Regions from separate parts of the Homo sapiens genome. Here region 1 is linked to region 2. Evidence: chromatin loops called from intact Hi-C (ENCODE). Cell type or tissue: adrenal gland. All regions are shown on one strand. Links, peaks and the distances in the headings refer to the core of each region. The heading gives the core; the rest is flanking DNA. Region 1 overlaps CLSTN2 (calsyntenin 2). Region 2 overlaps CLSTN2 (calsyntenin 2).

What was found. A loop is a pair of places that touch in the nucleus more often than their neighbours do. Peaks named below come from ENCODE experiments on the same cell type or tissue, not always from the same donor. Only the 100,000 strongest peaks of a DNase experiment are listed, where the experiment ranks them.
Region 1: it touches region 2 in a loop (2.0-fold over the local background); 7 of 110 quality-filtered maps call a loop at or near these places.

Annotation. Positions count from the first base shown.
Region 1 is chr3:140,497,700-140,500,511 of GRCh38, reverse strand. All of the region lies in intron 8 of CLSTN2 (calsyntenin 2), which reads right to left. Among named protein-coding and RNA genes, the nearest start is that of CLSTN2-AS1, 9.7 kb to the left of the region's middle. In adrenal gland, for the core only: CTCF peaks have their summits at 1,001 and 1,201; no DNase peak of the experiment used is centred there.
Region 2 is chr3:140,275,706-140,278,517 of GRCh38, reverse strand. All of the region lies in intron 2 of CLSTN2 (calsyntenin 2), which reads right to left. Among named protein-coding and RNA genes, the nearest start is that of CLSTN2-AS1, 230 kb to the left of the region's middle. In adrenal gland, for the core only: a CTCF peak has its summit at 1,652 (motif pointing left); no DNase peak of the experiment used is centred there.

The sequences.
Region 1 (2,812 bases), core at 230-2,729, 220 kb before region 2:
AGAAACATCCCAATTTCTTGTCCTTTAGTATAATCCTTGTTTTACATTCATGACTGTAGAATCCTGCTTGAATGGTTTACTTTGGTTCCATGATGGGATTGCTCATATCAGAAAGTTTGTCCTTCCCTCACAGATATTCTGAGTGCATTCCTAATTTTGAAGTAAGTCTTTCTTTCTGGGTCCTATATATTACCCAGATATTTTCTGGATCTTTAAACAATTGCCAATAAGGCTGCTTTTTGGACCAGCCTCTGACAGTCAAGTAGAAGAAATGCCTGAGTGTTATACCGAGTGGACAAAAGAAAAGATACTTGTTTCCAAAGTCCTCAAGGCTTACAAGCTGACTCTGAATTTCTGAAACCCCACTTGGGAGCCCTGAGCTCCCCATGAAGTTCCCTAATTTCCAATCTTTCCTACTTCTCAATGAGAACTTTTTTTTTTTTTTGAGACGGAGTCGCGCTCTGTCACCCAGACTGGAGTGCAGTGGCATGATCTCGGCTCACTGCAATCTCCACCTCCCAGGTTCACACCATTCTCCCGCCTCAGCCTTCTGAGTAGCTGGGACTACGGGCTCCCGCCACCATGCCCGGCTAATTTTTTTTGTATTTTTTAGTAGAGACGGGGTTTCACCGTGTTAGCCAGGATGGTCTCGATCTCCTGACATCGTGATCCGCCTGCCTTGGCCTCCCAAGGTGCTGGGATTACAGGTGTGAGCCACCGCGCCCAGCCAGAACCTTTGCATTTTTATAGGGTTATTAGGTACCTGTATCCCATGCATAACAAGAGGCAGAACTTCAGGTATCAGGGCAGGGCAATCAGAGAAGCTCAGTGAGAAGTATTTGAGGATGGGGTGATTTTTACCACCCCCTGCCTACACCATAGGCAATTCTGTCAGTGAGCAGAGCTGTCCTGCATAAAGAGCAGCCTCACTATCTCCAAATGCTCCCTCTGTATCCCAGGCCATTGGGCAGCTCAGCACCCAGGTGGGCCTTTGTTTCTTAGGTTACAATTCTCAGCCCAGAAAAAGAAAAGAATGCCCAAGCCAAAGGCATCCTCCCATGTCCTTGGCTGACCATTTAATTATAAGGTCCAATCAAACTAATTACACATTGGGGTCCTTGAAGACAGTAAGTAATTCAAGTCTGCTTTGCTGCTGAATTCCAGAAAGGTAGATTATTTTTATTACAGTCAGTAGATGGGGCTGTGGCTCATGCAGTTGAAAAGGCAAACCTTGAGACCAAGGGAGTCAAGAGAAAGAGAAGCGTCTTCAGATGACAAACTCTGTAAGGGCTCCATAGTGGGTTAGTGGAAGCTCCCTGCTTTTCAGAGTCAGGTATATGAATTATTTCTAGCAAAATTTATAACCATAGAAAGTAGGTTTTCTCATCAGATTATATTACTGAGCCACAGCTGGTAATAGTTGAGTCGTGTGAAGATTAAACAAGGCAAACCAGCCAGTGCACTGTTGGGCATATAGTAAATGCTCAATAAGTGGTTATTATTTTGATATAATGATTGTTAATTATTTGGTTTAGTGAAAAAAAAAAAAAACATTCAAGTGCTCACAATGCCAGACAGAGTGCTCAGTGCTGGGGATTCCAAAGGCATGCTGTCTTTGTACAATCTTGGATTTCCAATGACAATAGTAACCAAGGCTGAGAGGAAATCCTTCAGGAGACAAAATCTTTACACTTGGCCTGAGACATTCCATTCAAGTGTGGTAAAGAGGTGGTGACAACAGCTAGTGGTTGTGACAAGACATCCTCAGGTACCCACTTTAGCCACTCTGGGTCACTCCAGGGGATAAAAGAGAAGGGATGCCTTGAGGATACAACTTTCATTAAAGAGAGTGAATTAGCACAAAACAAATAATTGTTTAATTTTATTTGTACCTTGACCCACCAAAACTGCATATGGCGTGTGAAAATAAAATCAATACAAGATTTCTTTTAAAAAGAAATAGTAGTCATGGAAGGGAAACTGGATGTATCATACATGTCTCTGGGCTCCCCTCTGAGCTCGGCACCATCTGGGGCAGGAAAGGTGAGGGCATAGCCACTTGGCACTGGCTGCCTTCATGGCAAATACTCTGTGTGGTTCACCCAGCTGCTGCCCAGGGATGGCCTTCCCAAAGGTGCAACCCAACAGCACCTCACTCCATTAGGGGGGCTCCCTGATTGTCCCTGAAGAGTGGCAGAATTCATGCCCCTGCCACTCAGGTATGCAGGGGAATGAATGCTCCTGGAAAAAATCTTGGGCTGATTGGAGACCGGCGCCAGTGGATAAACTCTTCTCTCTTTCTCTTCTCACACAAGACACAATAGTTAATTATTTTTAGTTAGTAATTGCTTTAGATTATTAGAAAATGTCTTGGGGGAGAGTCCAAGATGACCAATTAGAAACAGCTGCAGTCCATGTCGCATAGAGAATGAAAACAGCAAGTGAATTCAGCACCTTCAACCGAAATATCTAGGTTCTCGCATTGGGACTGAATATGTGGAAGACTCGACCAATGGAGAAGGAAGAAAAGCAGGGTGGGGCGACAGCCCACCCTGGAGTGGTGCAGAGCCAAAGGAACCCCCAACGCCAGCCAAGGGAAGCTGTGAGTGATTGTATGACCCCTCCCGGAAAAACAGGCTTCTTCCATAGATGTTTGCAACCTGCAGATCAGGAGATTCCCTCATGAGTCCATGCCATCAGGGTCTTGGGTCTGATACACAGAACTGTGTGGAGTCTTGGCAGAGCAGTCACTCAGGCTCACTCAGAGACACAGGAGTTTTATAGACTCTGGCCCCAGGAATCCTAGCAAGGC
Region 2 (2,812 bases), core at 276-2,775:
ACCATGAAAGGAGGCCAGAAGGAGGAGGGCTGGAGTTACTGGAAGGCTAAATTCTGAAGGGTGAGCAGCCATGAGCCTGGGAAAAGGAGAGAAAGTGCTTCACAGGCAAAGGGGAAGCCTGAGAGAAGCTGTAAAGAGTAGTGGGGACCCGCTCGCTCAAGTGTTGAGCCCTGGAGAAAAATAGCAAAAAGCACTGGGAAAGAAGGGTAGAAAAGAGGCGGGGCCCTGTGTGAGGACCATGCATACCTCAGAATAACACCCTGAGGACCAGCTGGTTCTGGCCCTACTTCTTTTTCCTCATAAATTCAGGCCACAATTGTCCAGGCAACTATGACTTACTGTAATCCAATTTTGAGTGCTCAGTCTTGAATACAAAGTACATAGAGGAGTTTAGGCGTAAGCCCCCTCAGACTACTCTAATCCTGCTTGCACACTGATTCTGCGGGCCTGTGACACTTCAGGGGGCAGCTAGGTCTTCAGTGGGGTGAGCCTCTGACTGACAGCCGGTCTTTAAGGAGAATATCTCTCGGAATTGGCAGAAAGAACCTGGGCTGCCTGTTTAAGATGCAGGTTAATCCTTCTTCTGAAAGCACTGCTGTCACAGCCAACAAAGAATTATTACTTGTCTACATGTATTGTTTATTTCCTCTTGGAATAAAGCATCACAGAACATGGATATTCCTTCATTTCCATTTCTATTAATTGTAGTGTCTTTGAGGTGAATAATAAGACTGTGCAATCAATAGTAATGATGGAACCACCCAGCGCAAACAATATCTCCTCCACTGTCTCTCCTACAGCATCTATCTGCTTTATTAAGTGGCAAAGTATATTTTTTTTTAAGTGCACTGGTAGGGGAAACAAATCTACAAATAATTATTTAAAAAAATTAATCGTTGGTATAATTCAATTATGCAGCATGCAGTGCAGAAAAGTTCTCTTAATTACAACAGAATTGAATAGAAGATTCTTCAGACTTAACCTTGTTATTTTTCAAGGTGAGCTATTGCTAAGTAAATTCTAGGATGGCTTTCAATAGCCTCTCTTTGGAGCAGTCATCTGCAGAACTATTCAGAAGGAATCTGTCTCAGGCCCAGTGCAACTGGAGATAGCTGGAGGATAAATAGGTAACTGGAGGCAGCATGTGAAAAGCAAGGAGCATGGGCTTTGAGGCTGGACAGACCTCTCCAGCAGAAACAAAGCCAGGGACCTTAGGGGAAGTAACTCAGCTCCTCAGACCTGCAATTTATCTCATCATCCCCTCCTTGAAGAGTTCCACAGACAATGAAATGGTTAGCATATACAAAGCACCTCAAGAATCACAGGTACTCATAACAGACATAACCATATCTGGCCCTACTTCTTTTTCCTCATAAATTCAGGCCACAGTTGTCCAGGCATCTATGACTTACTGTAATCCAATTTAGCGTGCTCAGTCTTGAATACAAATTACATGGAGGAGCTTAGGCATGAGCCCCCTCAGACTACTCTAATCCTGCTTGCACACTGATTCTGCTGGCCTCAGCCCACGTCTGCAACTGTATGGACTGTTCCTGTGTATGCTGATGGCTTCTTACCTCAAGGGCCTGCCTCTCCCTGCTTCTCTGCCTACAGGCTTTCTTAAGTGCCATAATAGCTTGTGAAAGGCAGCCCAGAGTGCTGACCTCTAGAGGCCACACTCAACTAATGAGGAATAGAAGTCCACAAATACTTTGACTTCCCCCATCCTTTGATACACGTTCTATGTGATACTGGAGACCAACCATACTAGTTTTCCAAGGACTGAGGATATTCCCAGGATGTGGGACTTTTGATGCTAAATAATCAGTCTAGGCAAAGCAGGATAGTCACCCTAATTATACCTCACAGGGTCCCCAGTGAAATGGAGCCCAGATACCCACAGCAGTAACCTGTTCATGACTGTACCATTGGTTGGCTTTTCTCTTTTCCCTATTTTGTGTTCTCCTGTGTGGGAGCTTCCTGGGGTTACCTTCTAAATAAAACACCTACACTCAATTCCTAGTCTCAAGAGAAAGCCAGACTCAGATAGTACTTGGCCACATGGTGGCTGCCTTTCCTCTACTCCTTCTCTTTACACTAGACCCTTACTCATAACTGAGCCGTGAAGGGTGTGGGCTCTAAGGTGAGCCAAGAGGGTATGGAAATGAAAACAGCAAAGGAAAGACTGCTTTCTGGAAGTTAAATGGACTCTCAGGGCCTTCAAACTGGGCATGCCAAGGGGATACATATGCATTCTCAGTTACCTGTGAATGGGCAAGGTGTTGTCAGTTGGCTGGTTCTCCAGACACTAGCAACAGCCTCTACCTTTCACATCTTCCACTGTTCCCATGCCCATGGAGCTACACCTCATGGGGAGAAGAAAGGTGCATTCTTTGCTCTCTGGGTGGAAATTGAAAGGCCACCCTTTCAAGGTCTCTGCAGCTTATATCCAGGTTCTCTATTCAAACCATGTTAAAGCCCAGGCAGCAGGACTTCCCTCTTTGCTGGTCACTAGTGCCCCAGTGCTAGTCACCTGGTCACTGCTTTTGTATCTGTGTTCACCCTATGCCCCTGCTTACAATCCTCCCTTGGTCTAACTCCTACCCTTCAAGATCAAGCATAACCCTGTAACATTCAGGAAGCCCTCACCAACCATCACAGTCCACATTGACCTCAGTCTTTCCATTAATTGTCTGTACCCTTTTGTACTTACTCTCCATGGCTTGTGTAGTTACTCTGCTGCTTTCCTAGCTGGAGGTGAGTGTCAAGGGAGTGAGACCTGAGCACTGTGGTGACAGCTACCCAGAGCACA